Regions from separate parts of the Homo sapiens genome. Here region 2 is linked to region 1. A link is a loop called in an ENCODE intact Hi-C map of the cell type or tissue named here. Cell type or tissue: heart left ventricle. All regions are shown on one strand. Each heading gives the region's core, and the rest is flanking DNA. Links, peaks and the distances in the headings are about the cores only.

Region 1 (14,593 bases), core at 5,444-13,443:
CCTCCAGTCCTGTCCCTGGGCTTCCTGACTGCCTCATCTCCACTGTCTCTGGTAGCCACCCTCATTGCACCTTCCTCCATGCTGCCCTCTGAATGAGGCCACCATGTCCAAGGGGACATGGATGACTCCAGCTGGCATGGCCTTGCCCATCCCTTGGGGCTGCAGCACAGTGGCCACCCTCTTCTCACTGCTGGGAATGTTCTGGAGCTGAGTTGGTGCAGGGAGGGTGAAGAGGCCCCGAGCCCTCCACACTCCCACCTCTGGCAGCAGTTAGCAGCAGCTGGGGAGAGAAGGGTGTGAGCTCTTGCAGACATGGCACCCCAGGGTATCCTGTGCCAGGGAACACTTTGGCCATGAAGGGACTGTCGGGGCATGGCAAGCTCTGGGGGGCATCGAGGGTGCACTGACAGCACTTGTAGGGGAGCATGGTCCCAGTCTCTGCACTGTCCAGTCAGACAGGCCTGGCCTGAGTTCCAACTGCCTCTCCCAGCTGTTTGACCCCAAACATCATGGTTTTCTGGCCTCTGGAATGGTGCTGGAGAGGGATGAAAGCATCACCGGGGGTGCAGGAGGAACCACAAAGTCCTGTGGAAGTGCATGGCAGCCGTGAGCCTTTCTTTCTGACTATCTGAGACCCCAGGAGGGGCTGGGCGCTCGTCTGGGCTGAAGTCTCACAGTGAGGGGCGGCGGCCCCAGCCAGGATGCACCATTCATTGCCATTGATGAAGTCTGGGAAGAGAGGTGGTTTGGGGGACATCATCCCGGGTCCCCGGGGACCGGAGGGTCCCATCTTTGGAACGGAGGGGCCAGGGGCCATTCCAGAACAGTGTCCAGGAGAGAATGGGCTCTAAGCCGGCCATCCAGCCCCCTGCTGCCATGTGGGGCTCTATGCTGAGTGCATGGCCTCCCAGCCCCCGGCCTGTTTGATGGCTTCTCTCCTCCCCTCTCTGCTGCCTGGTCCCCTGGAGCTCTCCCTTCCCCAGCATGGGGCTCAGTTAAAGAAAAAACTGATGCCAGCAGATGAGGGGAGGAACAGCCCTGCTGGAGGCAAGGTGGGCGTGGGGGGAGCTTGTCTCCCCCGATGCGCAGGCAGTGGCTGGGGGAGCGTCTTCGGGGGTGGGGGATGAAAGCTCAGACTCTGGCCTGTGGGTTCCAGCTCTAGGCTTCCCAACCCCCAGGATCCCCAAAAGGTCTGTAGTGTCCTGGGCACCCAGGCCCTGATCTCGGGGGCAGGGGGCACAGTGCCTCCCACAAGCGGCTCTCGGCCCAGCCTCAGGGCTCCTCATGCACACCCAGGGCCTCTGGAGTGGGCAACTCCTGCACCCTCCGCTTCCCTCAGCTCAAAACCAGGGCAGGTTCAAAACGCGCGTGCAGCTCATCGTACACACGGGTTTGGAATTTCCAACGTGGTGCCTCCAATTTCACAAAATATTGCCCCACTTTAGACTTTCTCAAGGAAAGGAAATGGGGGCTGGGAGGGCCCAGGGCCTGTGGAGGGTGGGGCTGGGGGAAGCAGCCATGGGACCCTTTCCCCGCTGCTTTCAATCTGGCTCAGATATTTTTTAGATGAAATAAAATCTGATACAGTGGTGGTTTCTGCACTGGCCCCAGGGTCTGGGGTCAGAATTCCCCCGCTGGGGCACAACAGGTGCCATTTCCCATGTTTGGGGGCTCAGGGAACAGGGTGTGAGCCATGAGGGGAGGGGCTTGGGAAGGTGGGGACGGGCCGCTGGAGGCCGTGGGCCGGCGTCCTGGTATGGCAGCCTCCACCGCGGCAAGCAGGTCATTTGATGCCCAAGGCCCAGGGCCCCCTGTCCAAGGTGAGGAGCCGTGGCTGGGTCTCTGGGGAGGCCAGGCTGCCTGCAGTGGACCGGCTGTACCCTGGAGCCCCACGCTAATGCCCATCCTCAGATGCTCCCAGCTCTGGCTTGCCTCAGGGCCTTGGCACTGGTGACCCCTCCCGGTCTCCTGCGCTGTCTTCAGAGCCTATGGCAGCAGCCCCACCTGAGTTCCAGCTCTGCAGTCTGCTTTGGGCTACGTTTCCTCACTGCAGGCCCAGCTGGCTCTCAGCATGGTATCTGCCCGGGTGCCCGCATCACAGAGACTGGGGTATGGAGGATGGCAGGCTCCCAGGGACCCTCTGGGCCGATCTCCAGGTTGGGTGCATGCTGGACACTCACTCCATTCTGCCCTCCATTTGCCCATGCTCCGTCCACCCAGCCAGGCACGGAGGGTCAGGGGTGTGTGGGCAGGTGCTGCTCAGAGGCCCTGGCTATGGGGCAGGGGGCCCAGCCTCAAGACTGCGGCCTGGCCCTGAGCGTGGGCGCAGCCTGGCTCCCCGACTCTCCCTCCCCATAAATAAAAGATTCCCTTCCTCCTTCCAGCTTGCGCAGCCGCCGCCTGCTCGCCGGCCCGGCCCTTTGTGCCCACGCGTTGCCATGGAGATGGGCGATTCAAAGGCCTGGCACTTCAAGGCTTCCCTCCTCTCCTGGCGGGCCGGGGCGGGGGTAGCCGGGATGGTTGCCCGAGCCCCAGTGGGTGCTGCCTCCTCTCTCCGTCCAGCAAAATGCCAGATCCTGCCAGGGCTAGGGCACCCACCAATTCTCACTCTGGTGTGGGTGGCTGACTCTGGCCCCTACCCTGGAAACAGATGCGCTTTTACGGGACCTTCTTCAAAGTTTGATAGAATAAGGGAAACTGAGGCACAGCTGGTCCCTTGGCCACCGTGGGGAACACAGAGCCAACTCCCTGTCTCATGCACCATTTGCACAGTGTGCTGGCCAGGTTATCAGGCTCCAGGACGTGGCCCTGCGGAGAGGCTGCCCTTCCTCCATCCCAGCATGGACGGCCCAGGGCTGGAAGCCGGGATTTGGGGTGAGCTGCACCGGGATGACTAATCCAGCCACAAAGCCGTCCCCTCCGCACTCTGCCCGCCATGCGGGTTGGAGCTATCTCTGAGTCACCATCGAGACGTTGAGAATGTCGCAGGGTCTTTGAGGCTCTTCTGCTCCCCCCAATCCTGTTCCCCACTCATACTTTTTATCTCCCCACAATCTGCCCTTTGATGATCTCCTAAGACTCATGCAACCAGCAGAATCGACAGCAGCACTTTCTGGTTCAGCCACTGCCTCCCACCTACCCCATTGCGGCAGCCACTTGGTATTTGTTGCCTGCTCACTGTGGCAGCCAGGCAAGTCTGGGACCCCTTAGAGCCTCGGTTTCCTCTCCTGTGTAATGGAAGCAGTTGTCCACTCTTAACAAATGTCCAGAGATGTCTGGGGGCCAGGTCTCTGTGCTGGGCCTGGGAACAAGACACCTGATTTTGGGGGAGATTCTTCCCCCTTGCTCCACCCCATGAACTCTGGTGAGGGTGACCACCACACACCACAGTTACTTCCCGGCCCCAAGTGGCTGGCCCATCAGGGACTTCCCAGGAGTCACAGGTTGGAGGGAAGGAAGCCAGGGAGAGGTGGCAGAGCCGGCTGCACCCCAAGGCTGTCTCCAAGGGGCCCATCCTTGGCCTCCATCCACCCCTCCCTGGCCCGGACCCCTGTCCTGCCTCAGCAGCCCAGCCCACGGCAGCTGTCCCTTCACCGGCTGCAAAGATGGTGGCCCTGGTCCTGGCCGTGGAGCAGGCAAGGCGCGTGGAACATAAAGAAATATGGTTGTGAAGTGGCCAGGCCATGGAGGAAGCTCGGGGGACCTCGATGTCTACATTAAGACCTCCCAGGAGTGGGTTGTCCCTTCTGGAAGGGTGCTGGGGACAGCCGTGTGGCCCTTTTCAGTGGAAGGATCCCACATCCTCAGGCAGTGCCATCACATCCCCCGAGAAGCCCTGAAACCCAGGCATGAGGATGCAGCTGGCCCGGTCCTGGCAGGGAAGGGAGCGCAGCAGCTGGGCTCCGGCTCGCCTACCCACTGATCGCCAGTGTCCTGGGTGAGAAAGCAGGGGGCTTTTGTGCACACATGGGCCTCGGGACTGGGTCAGGGCTCAGGCTCCCCAGACGGGAGAAAGTGCATGCAGGGCCACTGGCTCCCCAGCTGAGGCTGAGGGAGGCGTCCTTGCCTTCCGTGCTCAGAGCCCTGTCTCAGGTGCTTGGCGCTCTTCTCTGCATCTTGGGTTTCCAGCAGGCCTGCCCCGCCCCAGGACTTGTGGGGAGGCTGGGACTGACCGCGATCCCCCAGGAACAAGGCAGATGATTGATAGAACTGGGCCCCGCCTGCTCTCTCAGCCCCCAGAGCCCCCAGAGGTGAGCTCCAGATGTCACCAGGGCTAATTTGGGAGCCCCTGCCCCATAGAGGAAACCCCCTGCACCAGGCAGAGCCCCGCTTGGCCCCCGCTTCAGCCGAGGGCTGCGGCCCACACTGCCACCTCCCCTACCCTGCGGCGGAGCTAGATGATGGCTGTTCTGTCAAGGGGGCCCTCGGCCTAGAGCATCAGCGCCACTCGGCCAGGACTAGTTCAGGTGGTAGTTCGGGGCTTTGACCCCGGCCTGTCTGATCTGCAGGCCGAGCATCCCCCACCACACTGTTTTCTACAGGTTGGAATGGAAAGGAGGCCAGAGACCAGGAGACCCAACCACAACCACGCAGGAGAGGGCTGGTCAGGGCTGAGGCTGCTGCCCCTGACCTGAGAGCAACAGCACCATGCCCCTCCATCTGCCATCTGCACACAGGGTCGCCTCCAGCCCACAGGGCAAGGGGGCCGGGGCTGGGTCCTGAGTGCAGGGGTGTCCTTGGCAGGGTAAGAGTCAGCCTAACTCAGACTCCACTGCCACACTTTGCAGTGAGACTGACAGGTGGAATAAACCCACCAGGCCCCCCAGCACCAGGAAGAGCTCTTCGGAGTGGCCCAGGCCTGGCCATGTCCCTGAGAGAGGGGTACTGCTGGTGCGCCCTGAGCGGGGGGTGGGCTGGGCCCTACTGCTTGGTTCTATCTCAGATTTTTGCTAATAAGCCCGTCTTTTTTCTTTTTTTTTTTTTAATAAACTTTTCAACTTTAGAACAGTTTTATCTTTGCTGAAAAATTGAGAAGACAGTACAGAGAGATCGCATCTACCACACACCAGTTTCACCGTTGTGAGCATCTGGCATTGGTAGGTTAGAGTTGCTGAGCCAATAGCGGCACACTATTATCAGCCATCGTCCATGCAGTGTTCACATTTCCTTCGTCCTTACCGATGTCTTTTTCTCCATACCAGGATCTGATTTTGGTCATTGAAATTGCCAAAAACAAGGGGACACAGGAGTGTGTTTGGCCAGGTGGGCCACCTGCTGCTGCCGCCCCCAGATGTTCATCCCAGCCCCCCACACACTCGGGGGATTTTCAAAGGGTCTCACGTGTTGGGTGCCAGAGACACCCTCCTGGGCCTCGGATTCCTCCTCTGTGATGAAGGCGGGGGCTGCTGGCTCCTCCATACCACGCTCGGCCCCCAGCAGACAGGCAACAGGGGCCTTGTCCCACTGTAGCTGTGGTCAGGTGGTCCAGGGCTAGACGGTCCTACGGGGAGCTGAGGCCCCCACCTCGAGATCTCCCTGCCCAAGACACCAGTGGGGTTGGGGTGGGTCAAAGGCCTGTTCCTCCAGGGCCCATAGGAGGGGCTTCTTAATCTGAGGGTGAGAGGGTTTGGGAGGTGACACCCCAACTCCCACCCCAATTCTCACCCTCCACTTCTCACCCCACAAGCTATCACCATGACTGCCCACCTCCACTTCTCACCCCCACCTCTCATCCCTACCTCTCACCTGCCGCTCTCACCTACCACATCTCACCCCCAATTCACACCCCTACCTCTCACTCACACCTCTCACCTTCCAGTTCTCACTCCATTTCTCCCCTCTCAACCTCTTCCTGCCCTGAGCTCAGCCTCCACTGAAAAGGTGGCCTTTTCCCCAGATAGCTGGGCAGGGGCTGGACCGGACAGATTGCTGGCAGGGGAGGCACACTTGCTGTTCTTTGGTGAGAGTGGCTCTTGCCTCCTATGATCCTGGAGCTCAGGCCTGTCCAGCACCCCTCCTGGAGGCAGCAGGGTGGGTGTGTTCCTGCAGACATGGACAGACCACCTTGGCACTCAGGGACCAGCGACCCAGCCCCTCATCCGGGCAGCCATCCTGGATCACTCCCCGCTGCTCTAGCTGACCGGCATCTTAGCACCTCCCCAGGGAATGTCCCCAGGCCCTGCAAACTCAGTCCTGTCAGCCCCAGCCCGCTCTGGGACCCCTCAGGAATGCTCCTTTCCTCAAGTCCTCTTCCTCCCACGGCCTCCATTCCCCCGGATTCTCTGCTAGGAAGTAGATCTCACCCTGTTTCACCATCAGGGAAACTGAGGCTGGGAAGGTAAAGATACTGCCCAGAGCCATGCCTGTGGGAGGCCTGGGACTTGCTGGTGGCCTGTGAAGGTTGGGCAGGGGGGGACAGCTTGAGTCCGCAGGACCACCAGGACCACATCTGGCAGTGGAGGCCTAGGGTGAGGGACTGGGGCTGAGCAGGGCCTCTGTGCTGCCACTGTTGAATGTGACACGGCTCCTGAGAAGCAAGACCAGAGACAAGTTAAGCAGGCCTCTGCTAACGGGGCGCTAACAAAGACAAGAAGGGTGAGCAGGCATCAGGAGCGCTTGGGGACTCGCGGTGGGATGGCCATGAGAACTCGGCCCACGGCCATGTCAGTGGTGGCAAGGAGAGGATGGATGTCAGCTGGTTTTTATTTTATTTTATATTTATTTTTATTTTTTTTTAATTATTTTTCTAGAGGGTCTTGCTCTGTTGCCCAGGCTGAAGTGCAGTGGCACAATCATGGCTCACTGCAGCCTCGAACTCCTGGGCTAACGTGATCCTCCCGCCTCAGCTCCCAAGTAGCGGAGACTACAGGCGTGCATCGTAACAGCCAGATAATTTTATTTTTTAATTTTTATAGAGACTGGGACTCACTATGTTCCCCAGGCTAGTCCCGAACTTCTAGCCTCAAGGGATTCTCCCCGCTCTGCTGGGATCACAGGTGTGAGTCACTGCACTTAGCCTGTTTTACTTTAAAATATATATATTTCCTGTTTTGAATGGGTATCCTCTCCTTCCACCCCATCCCCAGCGACCTGACACCCCCAGCTGTACCTGCAGGCGGTCCCCCTCCTCACCCCCACTAGACATATCTGTGAGTGCCTCACCCCGGCCCCACCAGACCCGCAGGCCTCTCCCTGCCCTCCAACAGCCAGACCTGTGGGAGCCCCTAAGCAGCCCCCCTAGGGAACCCCCAGCCTGATGCGGCTGCCATCCCTGTGGGTGAGGGGCAGCATCTCACTGCAGCTTAGATCCGCATGTTTCTCACTCTGAGTGAAGGTCAGCAGGGGGTGATGGGAGGTTCCTTTCATGCCTTTGCCCATTTTTCTCTTGGGCTGTTGCTCTTTTTCTTACTGATTTGTATTGAGAACCAAAAACGGCCCTTTGTGAACTGAGTTGCCGATGTTTTTACCCTTTGTTGGTTATCATTTTATGGTGGTTTTTTTCTCTCCATGCATCTGCCTTTTATTTTCACGAGGTTGAATATACCCATCTTTTACTTCATGGCTTCTGGGTTTTGTATAATTCTTAGAGTGACTCAAGATTGGTTTTTTGCCATCCATGCTTTCTTCTAGGAGTTTTATGGTTTCATTTTTACTTTTTAAATCTTAGTTCCACTTGGAACTTGTTTTAGCGTCAAGGAGTGAGGTAGGAATCCAAATGTTTCCTCCATATGTCAATTCCGTTGTCTTAAGGCCAAGTGTTGATTGTATATGTGGGATTATTTGTTGAATATTCCATCTCTCCTCTTGGATTTGACCTGCCTCTTCTCATATTTGCATTTGAGCCTCTTTCTGGACTCTTTCCCATCGTGTGACTGTCCAGGGTCTGTGTTAATTATCATGGTCTTAGAATATAAGGCGTTTCAGGATGCGACATGGCCCATCTCTCTCCGTACGTTCATTCTTTCATGTGAACTTCACAATTGCTCTGGATGGGCCTCCTGATTCATTCAAGGAACAAGCCATCAGGCTTCAGCCAGGCCAGAGAATGGGCCGTGGGTCCCAGCACTGGGCTTTCATCTGGGTTCCATCCGATTGGCCTGTGCCCCAGGGCCTGGCTCCTCGGGACTCAGCCAGTCCTGCCGGTGGAGTGCATAGGCATGACGCTGAGTGCTGGACTCTGTTTCCACGAGAGGCCTTGGGGTGGAGGGGTGTCCCAAGGGAGTGGCCGAGGCAGAGGACCCTCTTTCTGGATGTCCTCACTTGCCCATGGGAAGGGAGGTGGTCCTGGCTGAGCCACAAGGCCCTGCAAGCCCAGGCCCTGCACACATGCACCTTGGTAGAGCCAGCCAGAGAGGCCTGATGACCAGAGCACCTAAGCGGCAAGGGCAGGCAGGAGTGCCCAGGAGGGAGCCAAGCTGTGGCCGCTCTGCTGAGCCATCCGTTCCAGCAGGCAGCAGGCAGCGGACTGAGAATGCTCAGTTCAGAACTCGAGCCTGGGCATGAACCGGAGCCTCCAGAAACCTGCCCCTTAAGCGGGTCGGCTAAGAGTGGCAGCTGGGAGCTGGAGACCCAGGACACAGGCAGCCCCCAGCAGCCCATGTGGCCTCTTCTCAGCCACACCCCGAGGGCCCCAGGCTCTGCTCCCACCATGGCCGGCCTCCTGGGAGCCCCTCGCCTGGCTGGATGGGCCAGTGGGGCGGGGGCATTGAGCAGAGGGTGGGTGGGGCCAGCAGACCCCAGATGTCCGGACACAGACTAGGAGAAGCGCCTCTAAGGCTGGCAGCAAACCCCGGCCAGCCTGGACCGTCAGCAGGAATCCTGGCTAAAAATATCCCAGTCTCAGAGGCCTGCCGGCTGCTGCAGCCTCCTCAGAGCCCCCTCCTCACGCTGGGCACCGCCCCTGTGCCCCTCCACCTCCCTTGCAGGCAATAAGGCCTGCGGACACAGGAGGAAACTTAGGCCCTGTGCCAGTGAGTCCCAGCCCCAGGGCCTGGCCTCCAGGACTGCCCACAGAGGCCCCCATCTCACTGTAAGGCCCCGCCCTGCTCCGCACCCATGAGCCTGGGAAGGGGTCAGGGCAGGCCCCATCACGACTAGCTCAGGCAGGGGCACAGGCTCTGCTGGCCCCACCCTGCACAGCTCCCTGTCCCATGGCTCTCAGAGGCAGAGCCACTGGCTGGGGGGCAGAGCCCCAAGGACTTGGTCTGAGTCACCCTAGCAGAATGTGGGGTGCTAGGTGGGCTCTTCCCAGTCACCCCTGTGGGCTTCAAGTGACCAAATGGCATGGCTATGCCCTTTATCCTGGAATCACTGACTGGGGGACTCAGGCCAAGGCCCGCCTCCCAGGCACTCAGTTTCCCCACCTGTAACCAGTGGGGATATGTGGAATGGGGGTCCAGCAGAGGTATGCAGGGTGTTACAGTCTGCCTCCCAGAGTGTTTGTTGAGTGACTGAGGAAGTGAGCAGATGAAGGCGGCAAGGGAGGCTGTGGAGGGTGGGGCTACTGAGCTCAGAGTCAGGCTGGCCCTTTTGCGTCCTTGACGGAACCCTGTGGTAAGCCCTCAGCCTCTCCATCTGGGAAACGGAACAAACCTGCATGCTGCATGGATTGTGGTGGCCCAGAGTGGGGAACCCAGGGGCCCAGGGAGCTCCTACAAGAGCAAGGCTGGGCACTGGCCAGCCGAAGCATCCCAGGGGCCATCTCACTATGGCCCCAAGATGGGTTTGGCGGTCTACCCTGCCTTCCACTCCCCACCCACTCCTGCTGACAGCTATCACCATGCCTTCCCTGCCTTCCCTGCCCCACTGGGAGCTTGTGGGTGTTTTCAGCGGGTGCCCCTCCCCCCCGACCCGGTTTTGACTGCCCGCTGGGCTCCTGGTGTGAACAGCGGCTCCCAATTTAGCTGTCACTGCCAGGTGGGTGGCTCTAGAAGGATCCACACTCCCTGCAGGGGCGGGGGAGGGGCGTGAAGCCACAGCGGATGCCTTGGGCACAGCCCAGGGACCCCCGCCTTCCGGAGCTCTGCCCCTGCACCAGATTTGGGCCTTCAGGGACCAGAAGCCGCCTACTCCCCAGCCCCCACCAGCCGGCCTCCCCAGAGAGAGGCCACCAACTCGGTTGTGCCCACTGAGAGAAGACCCTGAGCCCATCTGCTGGCAAACACAAGTGGCCCGAGGCTCATCTCAAGGTCCAGGAGCCCTGGGGACTCACCCCTTCCTCTAGGCACCAGGAAGAGTGGCGGACCAGGGTCCAGGTGCCAGCCTGGCATGTCCCACTTGGCCGAGTGTCCTTTCATCTCCGTTCAGGCTCCCATCCTGGAGATGGGCCACAAGGGATCCAGTCCAGGGCTGGGGGACGCAGAGGTAAGGGCCATCACTGTGCAATGCATACGTCCCATTGACGGTCCCCAGCAGCCTCCAGGTGGTGGGAGGTGCGCATGGTCCGTCAGGGGGCCTGCCTAGTGTGGCACAATCCAGGATGCCATTCTGTGGGAGGAGGCCCTCGCTAGTGAAGGGTCAGAGGCATTTGGAGATGGGCAGGCCCAGTGGGATTCTTGGGGCCACTGCCAGGGTTTGGTTGTCGGTCCCTTCCTTGTGCCAGCCCCCTTTGCTGCTGCTGTGGCTTTGATGAATAAGAGATGAGGAAGCAGATTAATTATGGCTTAACATGCACCAAAGTTGGGCAGAGGGACTCCTAGGGATGGGAGTCCTCAGGGGTGCAGAGCTGATAGGGGAAGGCCAGGACACCCTCTGCAGCCCCGGGGATGGGGGATGGTGAGAGGCTTCTGGAGGAGGCGGAGGCTGTGGACAAAGAGAGGGCAGAAAGGGGCTGCCAAGATGTGGGTCCACCTAAGCTCCCCAGACCTCCTTCTCTGGTCTGGAAAATGGGTAGTGGTAGTAGTGTCTACACTGTAGGATTGAATGGGATGACTCACTCAGCAGGCCTGGCACAGAGTCCTCTTAGGCCTTGGGCATGCAGCCGCCCTCCATGGTGAGAGCAGATGGCAGGCCAACACCCCCCAGCTCCCTGGCACTGGGACCACATCCCCAGCCGCCCACTCAGAGTGCAGGGAAGGTCAGTCACATTGACACACTTGGGCAGCAGGCATGTGCTTGCCACATGACCTTCTAGCTTCCTTCTTGGTCTCTCCTTGCATTGGCCTGGAGTGGCCCAGAATGTGTGGAGCAAAGACCCAGTTTCCTTGCTGCCCCATCCCTCCCCAGGAGACACTGAGGGCCTGGATGTCCGTGAGTACCGCACAGGCATGCCAAGGAAAGCCATGGCACGCCTATCTCTCCAGGCAGGAGATGAGTCTTCCCAAGCCCTGGGAAGCAGTGACCTTCCAAGGAGGCTGAACCGTGTCCCTGTCAGCCCAAGACAGGCCACCGCGAAAGTTCCCCTCATCTCAAGCTGGCTTCTATGGGCAGTCCTGGAGTTTTGAGTGAAAACCCTGCATGATCCTCTCAGGGGACAGGCGAGGTGAACAAAGGAGGGATGGTGACCAGCTGACCAGGACCTGAGGCATTAGCGTCTGCCTCGTCCACATGCTGTGCAAGCTCAGCGAGGCCAAGGGACTGGGCTGAGGTCACACAGCTGGGCAGGGCCCTCATGACCGGCATGCTGGTCGTGGAGGCTGAGCCCCACATTTTGGGTGTGGGTGTGGGTGGGAGGTGAGACAGCCCCTGGCCTCACTGTAGAGGGGTGGTGGGCTGGGGAAGCTGGCAAAGAATGTGCCCCACATGGTGGGTGTGAGGTGGGGAACGATTCGGGCAGATGCCCGTGTGGCCCTGCTGACCCAGTCCAGGCAGGGTGTGACAGGTCTGTGTGGCCCTGAGGGCACAGCTGTCTGCAGTCTCCAGCTCACTCCTGATCCCCAGGGCCACGTGTCCAGAAAGCCTGGGAGCTTGCATCAGCTGGGCACAGATGGCCTGTCCTCCCAGCACCCCTGATGGGGCTTCCTAGGAACTGACTGGTGTAGACTCCGGGCAGCAGACGGCCAGGCTCTGCCCACAGGGTCCCTGGCTCCTCCCACAAGGTGACCCGATAGAACTGGTTGTGCCCCTTGACCAGGGGCTCCAGCCCTTGTCAAGCCCTCCCTGCTAGCCCCTCACCAGCCGTCAGCTGCTCCCCTTCTTGCCCGTTGGGCCCTGGGGGGTGATGGCTCCGTGGTCGCCTGCCCAAAGAGTACACCACTCCCCATGCTACCCCTCACCCGGCTACACCCTGAAAAATGTGGCTTACCAAACCCTCCCACATGCGCAGCCTGAGAAGTGGGCTGTGCCTTGCTGGTAGCAGACCCACCGGCTGCCTAGCCCTGCTCAACTCTGCCTCTGCACCCCCATAACTCCCTATCAGCGCTGGCCGACGCCTAACCATCCCAGCTAGCACCCAGGAGTGGGCCCAGCTTCCAGTGGGGAGGGTGCTGGCCAACGTGCTGACCGAGGTGGCGGACACAGGAAACCAGCCCATCCCCCAGCGCTCCCTCTGCAGGCCTCAGCCCTGCTCCCATGCAGAGACCTGTGGGGAGGTGGAGGCCCAGGTCCCAGCGCAGAGCAACCGGGAACAGCCAGGTTGGTGGCTGGAGAGGGTGCTGGTGCCAGAAGCCTCCAGGGCCACCCCTGCTCCCCATTTCACCCCATGCCCATCCCATGCCCCAGAATGGTCACTTCGGCTGCGGCAGGAGGGGTGGGAGGGGCTTTAAACCTATGAGATAGGGTGTGGGGTCACAATCTTCAGCTATAGTGGGCTGCTCTGGGTCACTGGTAATTGAAGAGACGCCTGCGGAGTAAGCAAGCAAGTGTCCTCTCAAGGCCTTTCTGCAAGCACAGAGCAGCCCGAGACTGGAGCCTGGTCCACCCCAGCGCTGTCCTCAGACTGATGGTCAGTGCCACGTGACTCATCTAGGGTCTGATACATCCCTGTGGAGAGAGCTCAGTTCCTAGCCTGGGGGCTGCTGTGTGCAGGGACCCTGGAGAAGAATGCTTGTCTGGGGGTCAGGCCTCAGCCTCCCACTGGCTCTGTGAGCTTCGCCTGAGGTTCCCTATCTGTGCAATGGGTGATGACGTCTTGGTGTGGCTCTGGGAGGACCTGTTGAGCCACCTCAGGGGCTGAGCTGGTGGCACTCGGCAGCCAGCACCCTCTGGGGAGGTGGCAGTGTGTGCACAGCCCACCCCTTCAGGAGGCCAGGGGACAGAGTGGCTGGGGGTGTCTGGGCCCCACCTCACCTTCTGTGTGGCTGGGAATGGCATGCACTCCACAATGCCCTCATAAGCCTAGGCTGGGACAAGGGTGATAGGGATAAAGCAGGCCAAAGTGATGAGGGCCACAGAGCGGCAGCCAGAGGCATGTGGGCAGTGCAGCCTCCACACCAGGCAGAGGGCCCACCCAGCATGGCTCCACCCTGCGAAGCTGCCTGCCACTGGGATCAGATGGGAGCACCAGGGCTCTGGGAGGTCCTCACTTCCTCTGCACAAGGCAGGCAGGTCACCGGCCCTGCGCCCTGCTCATCTCCCTCAGGGCCACCTCCATGGCCAGGGGCAGGCAGAGGGCACAGGGGTGCCCAGTCACCAGGTCTCTCTGCTTCATATCAGTGGACCTGGGCTCTGAGGGGGGCCATCAAGGCATCAGGCTGGCCCACTCCGTCCTTGAGTCAGGGTCCTACAGACTGACACCAGGTGGGCCTGCAAGACCCTCATCTGCATGGTCCTCTCATGCAGGGTGGGCCTGGGGAGGACCCAGCCCGGCTGAGCTGACTCCCAGCACTTCTCCAGGTGCAGGGGCAGCCTGGCAGTTGTCTGAAGACCCCGGGATGCACTTAGGAGCTCATCGGTGAGGCCCGGTAGGTGCCCCGAGCAGAAGATTGAGAAGGGACACCTGCACCCCTGTGTGGTGTGTGCAGGGGCGTCACTGGATTCTCTGGCCCCATGCCTCACACCGCCCGTGGGGGGCTGGCTTGGTAGAGTGGGGGGATACTAAGCAGGTGACCTCGGAGAGCGTCTTCTGGGTTTGGAGCCCCCATTCCGCAGAAGGGAAGAGGTGGGGGACCCCTGCAGGGTTACGGGTAACATCAGGCCTAGGTCCCTTCTCTAGGATGGTGCAGAGAGGGCCACAAAGGCCCAGGAGGGCCCCCAGAACTCTCTTAAGCCCTGAGCCTGTTTCTTACTGAAAAATGGGGGCGATCGTGCTGCAGCAAGGGGCTTCTGTGCAGGGGGCGGGGGATTCATGGGTTTCGTGAGGCCAGGAAGGGAGTGGGTCAGGCAGAGGCCATTCCTAGGCCTCGGGACAAAGCCCTTGCCCGCTTGGGGACCGGGCCAGCCTAGGCCGCCACACCCTCGGGCCCGCGTCCCCGGCCGGCTCCGGCCCGGGCCGCCATCCCCTCCGCCGCCTGCAGGGGCCGCCGCCTCTTCAGGAATGCGCCGCCTTTGTCTGGGACCGCGCGGCGCCGGTGCACCGGGCGGGCTGAGCGCCTCCTGCGGCCCGGCCTGCGCGCCCCGGCCCGCCGCGCCGCCCACGCCCCAACCCCCGCGCCGCCGCCGCCCTCGCCCTGTGCGCCCTGCGCGCCCTGCGCACCCGCGGCCCGAGCCCAGCCAGAGC
Region 2 (14,593 bases), core at 4,016-12,015, 1.3 Mb after region 1:
TGCATTTCCATAATGACTAAAGATGTGGAGCATCTATTCAGGTGCCTGTTTGCTGACAAAATGTCTTCTTTGGTGAACCATCTGTTCAATTATTTTGCCCAATTTGTGAATAGGTTTTTTTCTTATTATTGAGTTTTGAGAGTTATTATTTGTATATTTAGGATATAAGTCTTTTACCAGATATATGATTTGCAAATAGTTTCTCCTGATTTGTTGTTTGTGTATTCTCTTGAAAGTGTCCTTCAGAGGCCAGGCACGGTGGCTCACGCTTGTAATCCCAGCACTCTGGGAGGTTGAGGTGGGTGGATCACTTGGGGTCAAGAGTTCAAGACCAGCCTGGCCAACATGGTGAAACCCCATCTCTACTAAAAATACAAAAAAATTAGCTTGGTGGTGGGCACCTGTAATCCCAGCTACTCAGGAGGCTGAGGCAGGAGAATCGCTTGAACCCAGGAGGCAGGGAGGTTGCAGGGGCCAGCTGTGGCCACAGGCTGGGGACAGAGGCCAGGTCTGAGGCTGGTCCTCAGTGAGGAGTAAAGGGGATGGACCGGGAGACAGGGTGCAGGTTTGACACTGATTTTGCTTTTGGGGATGGGTCGAGGGAAGAGGCTGAGACTCTGGGCTTGGACATTGGGTACGGAGGATGTGACACTAGCAGACAGGCTGGATCTGGAGGCCTAAGGTGTGCAGTGTGGGGAGCTGTGTGTGCAGGAGAGATGCAGAGCACTAGGGAGCCTGAACCCCTGCTCCAGTGCACAGGCCTGGCACACGGCAGGGAGGAGGCAGTCACCATTCCCTGACCCGCCCGGGCCTGGGAGGCAGGGCAGAGCTGGTGACGGGCCAGCGTGGGGCCTTGGAATGACATCTGGCATGTGGCGGTGGAGGGGGGACATGTAACTGGGGACTGTGGACTCCCAGCTGGAATCCACCTCCACCTTCCACATCCACGCACTGCCTTTTGGTCTTTACTGAGCACCTGCTGTGTGCAGGGGCTGCTCTAGCCCCTGGGACCACCAAGGGCCAGCCCTCCGCAACCCCAGCCCTGCATTCAGCCCCCACCCACTTCCTCCAGAGCCCCACACCCCACATACTGAGGACTCTAGGCGTTTTCCCACTCTTGAAGGCACTGAGCTGGGAACACCACCTCTGGCCACCAGCTGTGGACTGCAGAGAGGCCTACGGTGACCAGGAAGGGTGGAGCTGCCCAAGGTCATACAGCAAGCCGGCACTGCACAAGCTGATCCCATGGCTGCCCAGCCTTGGGGAATGGGGGACTTCTGGCATGTCCCCGAGCTGGCCTCATCTGGGCCCTGGTAGAAGGCAAATAAAGGCAACATCTCAACAAGGTTGTGATAGCTGGGACAAATTGAGGACACAGTGCCGGGGATCCAGGCAAGCAAGGGACAATCCAGGAAGGCTCCCAGGAGGAGGTGAGGGGCCTGAAGCCCACCCTGGCCTGAGCCCCTCCTCGGTACTCTAGCCTGCCTAGCCCTACCCGCTTCCTCGACGGGCCCCTCACCCAGCCTCAGCCTTGGCCTGACATTTCCCGTGACATTTGCTACAAAGAAATTGAGTCATAAATCCAAAGGTTAAATTTGCACATCGCCTCAAACTGCTGGGGGAAGCAGTGGTCCCTCCACCCACTGGGCGCCCCGTGGGTGCGGGGTTTGTGTGGCAGGGTCTACCCATCCTGGGGCACTTGCTGGAGGCCCACAGGTCTCCTCTGGTCCTCCGAGGCACTTCAACCACTGTTTCCCAAAACAGGTTCCTGGGCACACCAGGCCCTGAGGTACATCGCATAGGGGTGCCTCTCAGAGAAGGTGCTGCCCACCCCTCTCCAAAACAGAGCCCAAGATGCCCTGCGGGAAAGGAGCACCATCAGCACCATTTATTCCAGCAGGTCCCACATTTGACCACAAAGCCCTTATGTGATACCCCCAACATTCCAAAGAATTTCAACTCCATGGACCGTGACCCGTGACAGCCAGCTAAGAATGCCAGGGTGCCGACTGGAGAGCCAAGAGGCACCCGGGGGCCCAGGGCAGGCTGCTCTGAGTGAGGCTGGGTCAGCACCTGACACTTCACTCCCAGATCAGCCCGGCTCCATGTGCCAGGGCCCTGAATGGGGCTTACCGCCTGCCAGGCCTGTGTAGAACTACATGGGGACCCTGGCCTGTGCCCACTCAGCCTCTCCTAAGGCCACTCTCGAGGTGTGCCAACAGCCCTGCCTTTCTTCTCCACCTCCTGGTCTGGCTGCCGTGGGTTGCCTCCATTGGACAGGACACAGCTGCAGAACAGTGTCAGCATTACCCCATGCCCCGCTGCCCTGCTGCCCCGCAGAAGAGGCCCCGCAGGCCATAGCGGGCAAGACCAGAGGCTGTGTGAAAGAGGGAGAGGAGAGGCGGCCCCAAGGCACCCACTGCACAAATGGATGCCCAGACTCTACTCACTCACCATCACCCACCCGGCCAGCCCACGGTTGTCAAAGGCCTCAGCTGGCTAGGAGGGGCGGGATCTGGCCCTGCTGCCGAGTCCCCTGAAATCAGCTCAAGCATCAGGGGAGAGGCACGTGACCAGCCCCTAGACCTGGTGGGTGCCAGCTGAGGACATGGTGGGGTGGGTGTGCAGAGCTGCATCTCCCGGTGCCCAGCTCCACGGCTGCAGGCAGTGCAGGAGGCCGGTGCAGGTTTGGATAAATAAATGATGGTGCATTCTCAGGAAGGGATTCCACACACACCAGAAAACCCACGATGCACAAGAATAGTTCCCGATGTGCAAAGTGTTTAAAATACAGCGATAAAAGAAGAAACGGCAGCACAGAACAACTGGTGTGGGGAACCCAGCTGGGCCCCAGGGACAGTGCAGGGAGATTTGCAGGGTGGGGTAGCATGCCCGCCACTCCGATCGGGCTTCCCCGGGGCCACTCTGTTACCTCCTATCCTTTAAAGCATTTAATCCTAGAGATGCACGATGCCAAGGATTGCACCCCTTGATTTGCCTGGCTCAGAAGAGAATCTGACAGGCTAGGAACGAACAAGCAAATGAATGAACAAATGAGAAAGTGAACGGACAGTTGGGGCAAATGCAGCATCTGGGATCTGGCTTCGAGGAGGGTGCCTGTGACCTTGGCCTGGGTGCAGCCAGGCTGCAGAGCAGGGACACTGAGGGGTGCAGAGAGGGCCCCGAGAGGGCATCTGCACAGCTGCAGAGGCAGCAGGCAGCCAGGCCGGCTCCTGCAGACCCCAAAGCCCAGGCCCTGGGTGGCTGCAGAGGGTCAGGCAGGCCAGCCTGGGGATCAGAGGTCAGGCTTGCCAGAATGGGGGCGGGACGGCATGAACCTCATTGATCAGACAGTAGCCAAGCGTCGGGAGCCCTCACTAACCCTGTGCCAGGGCCGGGCAGGGCGCCTGGCTCACACATGCATTTGTTCATTTCCAGGTCATCCTGAAACTCCCCGTATGCTTCCTGTTCTTGACCCCTTTCCCAGGTGCACAGACCAAGGCTCCCGGTGAGAGGTTCCGGGCCACAGGCCCAGGACAGCAGGAGGGCTCCTCTGCCTCCCACCCGTCCTGTCCTCACCAGCTGGACCCTCCTGGTGTTGCACCGGCTGCACAGGGCCGTCCGTGCCACAAAGCATGAATTCAAGGCTGGGGCAGGGACGAGGAGAGGGCAGTGCTACAAGGCTGCACTGTCCTTGGGCAGAGGGAGGCGGAGGGCACGGTCCCACATGCCCTGGCCCTCACAGCCTGCCTGTCACTCACAGCAACAGCAAACAAACCCCAGCCCCTCCACAGGCTGTGGGCCAGTCCCCAGCCTCCCAGGACAACAGGACCTTCCCCCACCTTCCAGGGCCCCAGCCCCTGTGGGGGTGTCCTCCATAGACCCTCCACAAGCCCTCTGGCTTTCAGAGACCTGCTGGGCCAGGCCCTCCCTCAACCTCTCCCCTGCTTCTCACTCCATGCAAACCTACGTTTCTGCCAGTCCCAGTGGAAGGACCCTGGCACAGGGAAACTGAGGCTCAGGGGTTCCACAGACCCCCAGGTGAGGAACAGGGGGAGGGCAGGGAGGGAGTGAAGGTACTATGGGAGGGTCTCCCAAGCTGGGCAGCATCCCTGCCCTGTCCCCTCTCCACTCACCTGTGGCCTGAGTTGCCTGACTAGGGGCTTTTATTGTCCCTTCTGCAAATGGATGGGGTGAGGGGCCAGCTGGCCATGCAAAGGTCCCAGGAGGACTCTGCTGAGTTGGGGTGTGGGGAGGTGTTCTGGGCATTCTGAGGCAGAAGCACCAGAGTCGGAACTCCACAGGGAAAGCCGGGCCAATTCCGCCCAGCCTCAGCCTGGAAGTGCCCCGATAATCCCTGACCACTGGCCCATGGTGCAGGTGAGGAAGACTGAGGCAGAGAGGTGACCTGTCACACCCAAGGTCACACTGCCAGCAGGTGGCTGAGCCAGGACCCAAATCCAGGTCACGGTTCTGCCACGGCAGGCCCTGCACGTGCCCCTCTGCCAGGTGGGGTCTAGGTGCTGATGGCCACCCATTCCCACCCCCGGCATGGGAGCTCACTTCCTCCTCACCTCAGTAGAGAAGAACAGGGAACAGTACCCCCTTTATAGATGGGAAGACTGAGGCTTAGAAAAAGAGACTGGCCAGCCCCACTGCTTCAGCTGCCCCTCTGCTAGTATGTTTCACCCTCACACAACCTACAAGGATAACCTGCTGGTCCCCACTCTATAGATGAGCCTCTGGTGGTGGCCAGGGGAGCAGGAGGTGTGGCCTGCCAATTGAAGCCCCAGCCCAGGGCCCTTGCCACAGTGCTAGTGGGCCACCCTTGCCCATCATGCAGCATGGCATCCATCTGCTCAGCACCCTACACAACACCGGAGGTAGGGGAGCCCACCACGGAACCCCTCACCAAGAAGGTCCTCACCATGGAGAAACTGAGGTACTGGAGGCGGGGCCTCTGCAGTCACGCTGGGTCACGTGCTCCAGTCAGCCAAGCTGCAGCGGCCACCAAGGGTGCCCAGGGTCTGGCCTGTTGGTCACAGTGTTGACCTCATGGCCTGAAATGGGTCTTCCCTGACCAGACAGGTTCCAGCCCACCATCATCTATCACTGCCTCAGCCCTGGTGGGTGCGGAGTGGCTGGGAGACCCTGCCCCTCACACCCTGGGCTGGGGGCATTCAATGAGCCCCCAACACACATTCCAGGGCCTCTGCTCCAGATTAGGCCACAGCCTGTCTAGGCACACAAGGGGCACCCACACCCTGGAGGCAAAGAGACATATGCCTATGTGCTCGCAGGCACACATGATCACGCGCACAGACACACGTGCAGATGCATACCAAGTTACACACACGCACACACGCCCGAGGCGGGGACCCCCAGGACACGGAGGCAGGCAGGCAGAGGTGGGGCCCAGGATGTCTTGCCCCTGTCTGTGGGCCTGGCCTCCCCACTCAACAGACGAGCATGTGGGTGCGGGAGTGGGTATTGTGAAAGGGGCCCCAGCATGTGCCACCCGTGGAGACCACAGCAGGCATGTCGCGTACATGCATGTGTGGCCGTGGGCGTGCAAGCGGGGGCGAGGACACAGATATGCACCCTCAGAGTCCGTGTGTGCACCCAGTGTTCGTGCATGTGTACACTGGGGTGGCGCTGGCACGCATGTGCACCAGAGGTGTGCAAGTGTGCAGTCCGTGTAGACATGTGCACGTGCAAGGAAACGTGTGTGCAGCCTGCGACACCATGGACATCAGCAGGGCAGCCTGGGTGGGCACCTGGGGAGCACCCTCCAGGCAGGGCATGCCCAACTCACATGGAGCCCACCCTCCCTTGCCCCCCACTGCGGGACCTCACACCCAGTGGGGCGGGGGAGTCTCACGAAGGCTGCCAGGGAGGGGATGCTGATTGCCCCACCACCCCTGATTCCCCCAGCCAAGCCTCTCAATGTCCCTCGGGCTGCGGATGTCTGGGCATTGCTGCCTCCTCTCACCGCCCGCCCTGGAGGCAGCGTTGGGACAACCTTGTCCCCCACGCCCTCTACTGCCGCCAACGCCCCCATTGATCCCCCTGAGGCCTGACCTCAGAAAAACGGGAGGTTCTGAGCCCAGTCCGCGAGGCGGGGGCGGAGGCGGCCCGATACCTCCACCTACTCTCGGTACCCGCGTTTCTGCAAAAAAACCCGCTCATTAACCCCTTCGTGGCCGCGGCGCCGAGGCCGGACCCCGTCCTTCCAGCCCGCGGCCCCCACCCCGGACCTGGCCCAGCCTCGGGGACCCCCGGGCCGCCACCCCCGGCCCCGCCATCGCCGTCAACTTACCCGGGAAGCGGCAACTTTTCCTGCTGCCTCCGGCTCCGCCCTCCCGGGGCCGGGGCGCCCTTGGCCCCAGCCTGGCGCGGCACTGCGGTGGCCCTCCCGGCCGCCCGGCTACGCTTCCCCAGCCTTGGAAGCCCTGGACGGGCCCTGCGGCTCCGAGGAGGGGCGAACCACCCCGCTCTGCGCCCCGCCGCCTGCTGGGCTCTGGCGCCGCGTGGACACTCACCTCCAGTGGACGCCCTCTTCATCATAGGGGTCAGGCGGAGCGGGTCGGGGACCGAAAGTCGCTTCGGGGCGGGCGCCAGTCTCCGGCCCAGCCCCGGGCCGGCATCCAGGCGCCGCCGCTCCGGCCCAGCCCCGGCCCGGCAGCGGGTCTAGGCTCCGCGCGCTCCGCTCCGCCCGGCTCGGGCGGGGCTCGGGCCGCGGGCGCGCAGGGCGCGGGAGGCGGCGGCGGGCGGGGCCCTCACCTGGGCGCAGGCGCCTGCCTGGGCGGGGGCTGGGGGGCGCGGGCCTGGGCGGGGGCTGGGGGGCGCGGGCCCAAGTTGGGGCGTGAGCGGCGCGGCTGGCCGGGGAGCGTAGGCCGGGCAGCAGGAGGTGCTCAGCCCACCCGGCCCTAGACAAAGCCGCGCATTCCTGAAGAGGCGGCGGCCCTGCAGGCGGCGGAGGGGATGGCGGCTGGGGCCATTGAGGCCTGGGGATGGCCTCTGCGCGACCCACTCGCTTCCTGGCCTCACGAAACCCATGAACCCCCCGCCCCCCCCCGCCCCCTGCACAGAAGCCCCTTGCTGGAGCACGATCGCCCCCATTTTTCAGTAAGAAACAGGCTCAAGGCTTAAGAGCGTTCTGGGGGCCCTCTTGGGCCTTTGTGGCCCTCTCTGCACCACCCCAGGGAGGGGACCCAGGCCTGATGTTACCCATAACCCTGCAGGGGTCCCCCACCTCTTCCTTCCTGCGGAATGTGGCCTCCAAACCCAGAAGACGCTCTCCGAGGCCGCCTGCTTAGTATCATCCCCCACTCTACTAAGCCAGCCCCCAGCGGGGCCGGGGGGGCGTCATGGAGCCAGAGAACCCAGTGACACCCCTACACACACCACACAGGGTGGGGGTGTTCCTTCTCCGTCTTCTGCTCGGGGGGCATCCGATGATGATGAGCTCCTAAGCCCATCCCGGGGTCTTCAGACAACTGCCAGGCTGTCCCTGCACCTGGAGGAGTGCTGGGAGTCAGCTCAGCTGGGCTGGGTCCTCCCCAGGCCCACCCTGCATGACAGGACCAGGGTCTTGCAGGCCAACCTGGTGTCAGTCTGTAGGACCCTGACTCAAGGACGGAGTGGGCCAGCCTGAGGTCTTGATGGCTCCCCTCAGAGCCCAGGTCCACTGATATGAAGCAGAGAGACCTGGTGACTGGGCAGCCCTGTGCTCTCTGCCTGCCCCTGGCCATGGAGGTGGCCCTGAGGGAGATGAGCAGGGCACAGGGCTGGTGACCTGCCTGCCTTGTCCAGAGGAAGTGAGGACCTCCCAGAGCCCTGGTGCTCCCATCTGATCCCAGTGGCAGGCAGCTTCCCAGGGTGGAGCCATGCTGGCCGGGCCCTCTGCCTGGTGTGGAGGCTGCACTGCCCACATGCCTCTGGCTGCCGCTCTGTGGCCCTCATCACCTTGGCCTGCTTTATCCCTATCACCCTTGTCCCAGCCTAGGCTTATGAGGGCATTGTGGAGTGCATGCCATTCCCAGCCACACAGAAGGTGAGGTGGGGCCCAGACACCCCCAGCCACTCTGTCCCCTGGCCTCCTGAAGGGGTGGGCTGTGCACACACTGCCACCTCCCCAGAGGGTGCTGGCTGCCGAGTGCCACCAGCTCAGCCCCTGAGGTGGCTCAACAGGTCCTCCCAGAGCCACACCAAGATGTCATCACCCATTGCACAGATGGGGAACCTCAGGCGAAGCTGACAGAGCCAGTGGGAGGCTGAGGCCTGACCCCTAAACAAGCATTCTTCCTCCAGGGTCCCTGCACGCAGCAGCCCCTAGACTAGGAACTGAGCTCTCACCACAGGGATGTATCAGACCCTAGATGAGTCATGAGGCACTGACCATCAGTCTGAGGACAGCGCTGGGGTGGACCAGGCTCCAGTCTCGGGCTGCTCTGTGCTTGCAGAGAGGGCTTGAGAGGACACTTGCGTGCTTACTATGCAGGCGTCTCTTCAATTACCAGTGACCCAGAGCGGCCCACTACAATTGAAGATTGTGACCCCACACCCTATCTCATAGGTTTAAAGCCCCTCCCACCCCTCCTGCAGCAGCCAAAGTGACCATTCTGGGGCATGGGATGGGCATGGGGGGAAATGGGGAGCCAGGGCTAACCTGGAGGCTTCTGGCACCACAGCCCTCTCCAGCCATCAAGTCCGGCTGTTCCCAGCTGCTCTGGGCTGGGACCTGGGCCTCCACCTCCCCACCTGTCTGTGCAGTGGGAGCAGGCCCAAGGCCCACAGAGGGAGCGCTGGGGGACCGGCTGGTTTCCTGTGTCCGCCACCTCGGTCAGCACCTTGGCCAGCGCCCTCCCCACTGGAAGCTGAGCCCACTCCTGGGTGCTAGCTGGAACGATTAGGTGTGGGCCAGCGCTGATAGGGAGTTATGGGGGTGCAGAGGCAGAGTTGAGCAGGGCTAGGCAGCCGGTCGGTCTGCTACCAGCAAGGCACAGCCCGCTTCTCAGGCTGTGCATGTGGGAGGGTTTGGTAAGCCACATTTTTCAGGGTGTAGCCAGGTCGGGGGGCAGCATGGGGAGTGGTGTACTCTCTGGGCAGGCGACCGCGGAGCCATCACCCCCCCAGGGCCCAACGGGCAAGGGAGGGAGGGCAGCTGACGGCTGGTGAGGGGCTAGCAGGGAGGGCTTGACAAGGGCTGGAGCCCCTGGTCAAGGGGCACAGCCAGTTCTATCGGGTCACCTCATGGGAGGAGCCAGGGACCCTGTGGGCAGAGCCTGGCCGTCTGCTGCCCGGAGTCTACACCAGTCAGTTCCTAGGAAGCCCCAGCAGGGGTGCTGGGAGGACAGGCCATCTGTGCCCAGCTGATGCAAGCTCCCAGGCTTTCTGGACACGTGGCCCTGGGGATCAGGAGTGAGCTGGAGACTGCAGACAGCTGTGACCTCAGGGCTGGGCAGACCTGTCACACCCTGCCTGGACTGGGTCAGCAGGGCCACACGGGCATCTGCCCGAATCGTTCCCCACCTCACACCCACCATGTAGGGCACATCCTTTGCCAGCTTCCCCAGCCCACCACCCCCCTCCAGTGAGGCCAGGGGCTGCCTCACCTCCCACCCCCACCCCCAACCTGGGGCTCGGCCTCCACGACCAGCATGCCGGTCATGAGGGCCCTGCCCAGCTGTGTGACCTCGGCCCAGCCCCTTGGCCTCGCTGAGCTTGCACAGCATGTGGACGAGGCAGACGCTAATGCCTCAGGGCCTGGTCAGCTGGTCACTGTCCCTCCTTTGTTCACCCCTCCTGTCCCCTGAGAGGATCATGCAGGGTTTTCACTCAAAACTCCATGCCTGCCCATAGAAGCCAGCTTGAGATGAGGGGACCTTTCGCAGTGGCCCGTCTTGGGCTGACAGGGACACGGTTCAGCCTCCTTGGAAGGTCCCTTCTTCCCAGGGCTTCGGGAGGCTCATCTCCCGCCTGGAGAGATAGGCGTGCCATGGCTTTCCTTGGCATGCCTGTGCGGTTCTCACGGACATCCAGGCCCTCGGTGTCTCCTGGGGAGGGATGGGCAGCAAGGAAATTGGGTCTTTGCTCCACACATTCTGGGCCACTCCAGGCCAATGCAAGGAGAGACCAGGAAGGAAGCTAGAAGGTCATGCGGCAAGCACATGCCTGCTGCCCAAGCGTGTCAATGTGACCAACCCTTCCCTGCACTCTGAGTGGGCGGCTAGGGATGTGGTCCCGGTGCCAGGGAGCTGGGGGGCGTCAGCCTGCCATCTGCTCTCACCACAGAGGGTGGCTGCATGCCCAAGGCCCGAGAGGACTCTGTGCCAGGCCTGCTGAGTGAGTCATCCCATTCAGTCCTGCAGTGTAGACACTACTACCACCACCCATTTTCCAGACCAGAGAAGGAGGTCTGGGGAGCTTAGGTGGACCCACGTCTTGGCAGCCTCTCTCAGCCCTCTCTTTGCCCACAGCCTCTGCCTCCTCCAGAAGCCTCTCACCATCCCCCATCCCCAGGGCTGCAGAGGGTGTCCTGGTCTTCCCCCATCAGTTCTGCACCCCTGAGGACTCCCATCCCTAGGAGTCCCTCTGCCCAACTTTGGTGCATGTTAAGCCATAATTAATATGCTTCCTCATCTCTTATTCATCAAAGCCACACGCAGCAGCAAAGGGGGCTGGCACAAGGAAGGGACCGACAACCAAATCCTGGCAGTGGCCCCAAGAATCCCACTGGGCCTGCCCATCTCCAAATGCCTCTGACCCTTCACTAGCAAGGGCCTCCTCCCACAGGGCTGCCTCCCCCAGCCCTGGACTGGATCCCTTGTGGCCCATCTCCAGGATGGGAACCTGAACAGAGATGAAAGGACACTCGACCAAGTGGGACATGCCAGGCTGGCACCTGGACCCCTGGTCCACCACTCTTCCTGGTGCCCAGAGGAAGGGGTGAGTCCCCAGGGTTCCTGGACCTTGAGATGAGCTCGGGCCACTTGTGTTCGCCAGCAGATGGGCTCAGGGTCTTCTCTCAGTGGGCACAACCAACTTGGTGGCCTCTCTCTGGGGAGGCCGGCTGGGTGGGGCTGGGGAGTAGGAGGCTTCTGGTCCCTGTAGGCACAAATCTGGTGCAGGGGCAGAGCTCCGGAAGGTGGGGGTCCCTGGGCTGTGCCCAAGGCATCCGCTGTGGCTTCACGCCCCTCCCCCACCCCTGCAGGGAGTACGGATCCTTCTAGAGCCACCCACCTGGCAGTGACAGCTAAATTGGGAGCTGCTGTTAACACCAGGAGCCCAGCAGGCAGTCAAACCTGGGTTGGGGGGGAGGGGCACCTGTTGAAAGCACCCACGAGCTCCCAGTGGAGCAGGGAAGGCAGGGAAGGCATGGCGATAGCTGTCAGCAGGAGTGGGTGGGGAGTGGAAGGCAGGGTGGACCGCCAAACCCACCTTGGGGCCACAGTGAGATGGTCCCTAGGATGCCTTGGCTGGCTAGTGCCCAGCCTTGCTCTTGTAGGAGCTCCCTGGGTCCCTGGGCACCCCACTCTGGGCCACCATGATCCATGCGGCATGCAGGTTTGTTCCGTTTCCCAGATGGAGAGGCTGAGGGCTTGCTCTGAGCGCAGTGGTCCCACCCTTCACAGCCTCCCTCACTGCCTTCATCTGCTCACTTCCTCATTCATTTAGTCACTCAACAAACACTCTGAGAGGCAAGCTGTAACACCCCGTATACCTTTACTGGACCCCTATTCCACATATCCCCACTGGGTACAGGTGGGGAAACTGAGCCCCGGGGAGGTGGGCCTTGGCCTGAGTTCCCCAGCCAGTGATTCCAGGATAAAGGGCATAGCCATGCCGTGTGGTCACTTGAAGCCCACAGGGGTGACTGGGAAGAGCCCACCTAGCACCCCACATTCTGCCATGGTGACTCAGACCAAGTCCTTGGGGCTCTGCCCCCCAGCCAGTGGCTCTGCCTCTGAGAGCCATGGGACAGGGAGCTGTGCAGGGTGGGGCCAGCAGAGCCTGCGCCCCTGCCCGAGCTGGTCCTGATGGGGCCTGCCCTGACCCCTGCCCAGGCTCACGGGTGCAGAGCAGGGCGGGGCCAGCCCTGGCCTTGCAGTAAGATGGGGGCCTCTGTGGGCAGTCCTGGAGGCCAGGCCCTGGGGCTAGGACTTGCTGGCACAGGGCCTGAGTTTCCTCCTGTGTCCGCAGGCCTTATTGCCTGCAAGGGAGGTGGAGGGGCACATGGGCAGTGCCCAGCGTGAGGAGGGGGTTCTGAGACTGCAGCAGCTGGTGGGCCTCTGAGACTGGGGTATTTTTAGCCAGGATTCCTGCTGACTATATAGGCTGGCTGGGGTTTGCTGCCAGCCTTGGAGGCGCTTCTCCTAGCCTGTGTCAGGACATCTGGGGTCTGCCGGCCCCACCACCCTCTGCTCAATGCCACCGCCTCACTGGCCCATCCAGCCAGGCGAGGGGCTCCCAGGAGGCCGGCCATGGTGGGAGCAGAGCCCGGGGCCCTCGGGGTGTGGCTGAGAAGAGGCCACATGGGCTGCTGGGGGCTGCCTGTGTCCTGGGTCTCCAGCTCCCAGCTGCCACTCTTAGCCGGCCCGCTTAAGGGGCAGGTTTCTGGAGGCTCCGGTTCATGCCCAGGCTCGAGTTCTGAACTGAGCATTCTCAGTCCGCTGCCTGCTGCCTGCTGGAACGGATGGCTCAGCAGAGCGGCCACAGCTTGGCTCCCTCCTGGGCACTCCTGCCTGCCCTTGCCGCTTGGGTGCTCTGGTCATCAGGCCTCTCTGGCTGGCTCTGCCAAGGTGCATGTGTGCAGGGCCTGGGCCTGCAGGGCCTTGTGGCTCAGCCAGGACCACCTCCCTTCCCATGGGCAAGTGAGGACATCCAGAAAGAGGGTCCTCTGCCTTGGCCACTCCCTTGAGACACCCCTCCACCCCAAGGCCTCGCGTGGAAACAGAGTCCAGCACTCAGCGTCACGCCTGCGCACTCCACCGGCAGGACTGGCTGAGTCCCGAGGAGCCAGGCCCTGGGGCACAGGCCAATGGGATGGAACCCAGATGAAAGCCCAGTGCTGGGACCCACGGCCCATTCTCTGGCCTGGCTGAAGCCTGACGGCTTGTTCCTTGAATGAATCAGGAGGCCCATCCAGAGCAATTGTGAAGTTCACATGAAAGAAGGAGCATACGGAGAGAGATGGGCCATGTCACATCCTGAAACGCCTTATATTCTAAGACCATGATAATTAACACAGACCCTGGACAGTCACACGATGGGAAAGAGTCCAGAAAGAGGCTCAAATGCAAATATGAGAAGAGGCAGGTCAAATCCAAGAGGAGAGATGGAATATTCAACAAATAATCCCACATATACAATCAACACTTGGCCTTAAGACAACGGAATTGACATATGGAGGAAACATTTGGATTCCTACCTCACTCCTTGACGCTAAAACAAGTTCCAAGTGGAACTAAGATTTAAAAAGTAAAAATGAAACCATAAAACTCCTAGAAGAAAGCATGGATGGCAAAAAACCAATCTTTAGTCACTCTAAGAATTATACAAAACCCAGAAGCCATAAAGTAAAAGATGGGTATATTCAACCTCGTGAAAATAAAAGGCAGATGCATGGAGAGAAAAAAACCACCATAAAATGATAACCAACAAAGGGTAAAAACATCGGCAACTCAGTTCACAAAGGGCCGTTTTTGGTTCTCAATACAAATCAGTAAGAAAAAGAGCAACAGCCCAAGAGAAAAATGGGCAAAGGCATGAAAGGAACCTCCCATCACCCGCTGCTGACCTTCACTCAGAGTGAGAAACACGCAGATCTAAGCTGCAGTGAGATGCTGCCCCTCACCCACAGGGATGGCAGCCGCATCAGGCTGGGGGTTCCCTAGGGGGGCTGCTTAGGGGCTCCCACAGGTCTGGCTGTTGGAGGGCAGGGAGAGGCCTGCAGGTCTGGTGGGGCCGGGGTGAGGCACTCACAGATACGTCTAGTGGGGGTGAGGAGGGGGACCGCCTGCAGGTACAGCTGGGGGTGTCAGGTCGCTGGGGATGGGGTGGAAGGAGAGGATACCCATTCAAAACAGGAAATATATATATTTTAAAATAAAACAGGCTAACTGTAGTGACTCACACCTGTGATCCCAGCATTTTGGAAGGCAGAGCAGGGAGAATCCCTTGAGGCTAGAAGTTCGGGACTAGCCTGGGGAACATAGTGAGTCCCAGTCTCTACAAAAATTAAAAAAATAAAATTATCTGGCTGTTATGGTGCACGCCTGTAGTCTCCGCTACTTGGGAGCTGAGGCAGGAGGATCATGTTAGCCAGGAGTTCGAGTGAGCCCTGATCATGCCACTGTACTTCAGCCTGGGCAACAGAGCAAGACCCTCTAGAAAAATAATAAAACAAAATAAAATAAAATAATAAAAAATAAAATAAAATAAAATAAAAAACAGCTGACATCCGTCCTCTCCTTGCCACCACTGACATGGCTGTGGGCTGAGTTCTCATGGCTGTCCCACCGCGAGTCCCCAAGCGCTCCTGATGCCTGCTCACCCTTCTTGTCTTTGTTAGCGCCCCATTAGCAGAGGC

The links. A loop is a pair of places that touch in the nucleus more often than their neighbours do. Peaks named below come from ENCODE experiments on the same cell type or tissue, not always from the same donor. Only the 100,000 strongest peaks of a DNase experiment are listed, where the experiment ranks them.
Region 2: a loop joins it to region 1, with 26 times the contacts of the local background. A loop is called at or near these places in 4 of 110 quality-filtered maps.

What each region holds. Positions count from the first base shown.
Region 1 is chr22:20,268,244-20,282,836 of GRCh38, reverse strand. RTN4R (reticulon 4 receptor) reads left to right here and starts at 14,519. Exons shown (of 2, transcript NM_023004.6): 1 at 14,519-14,593. RefSeq lists enhancers at 1-645, 7,673-8,173 and silencers at 14,256-14,315, 14,366-14,525. In heart left ventricle, for the core only: no CTCF peak of the experiment used is centred there; no DNase peak of the experiment used is centred there.
Region 2 is chr22:18,962,608-18,977,200 of GRCh38, reverse strand. DGCR5 (DiGeorge syndrome critical region gene 5) reads right to left here and starts at 6,733. Exons shown (of 6, transcript NR_110533.2): 1 at 6,543-6,733. RefSeq lists an enhancer at 6,821-7,652. In heart left ventricle, for the core only: no CTCF peak of the experiment used is centred there; DNase peaks (open chromatin) are centred at 8,850 and 9,270; H3K4me3 peaks cover 669 bases; H3K27me3 peaks cover 2,836 bases.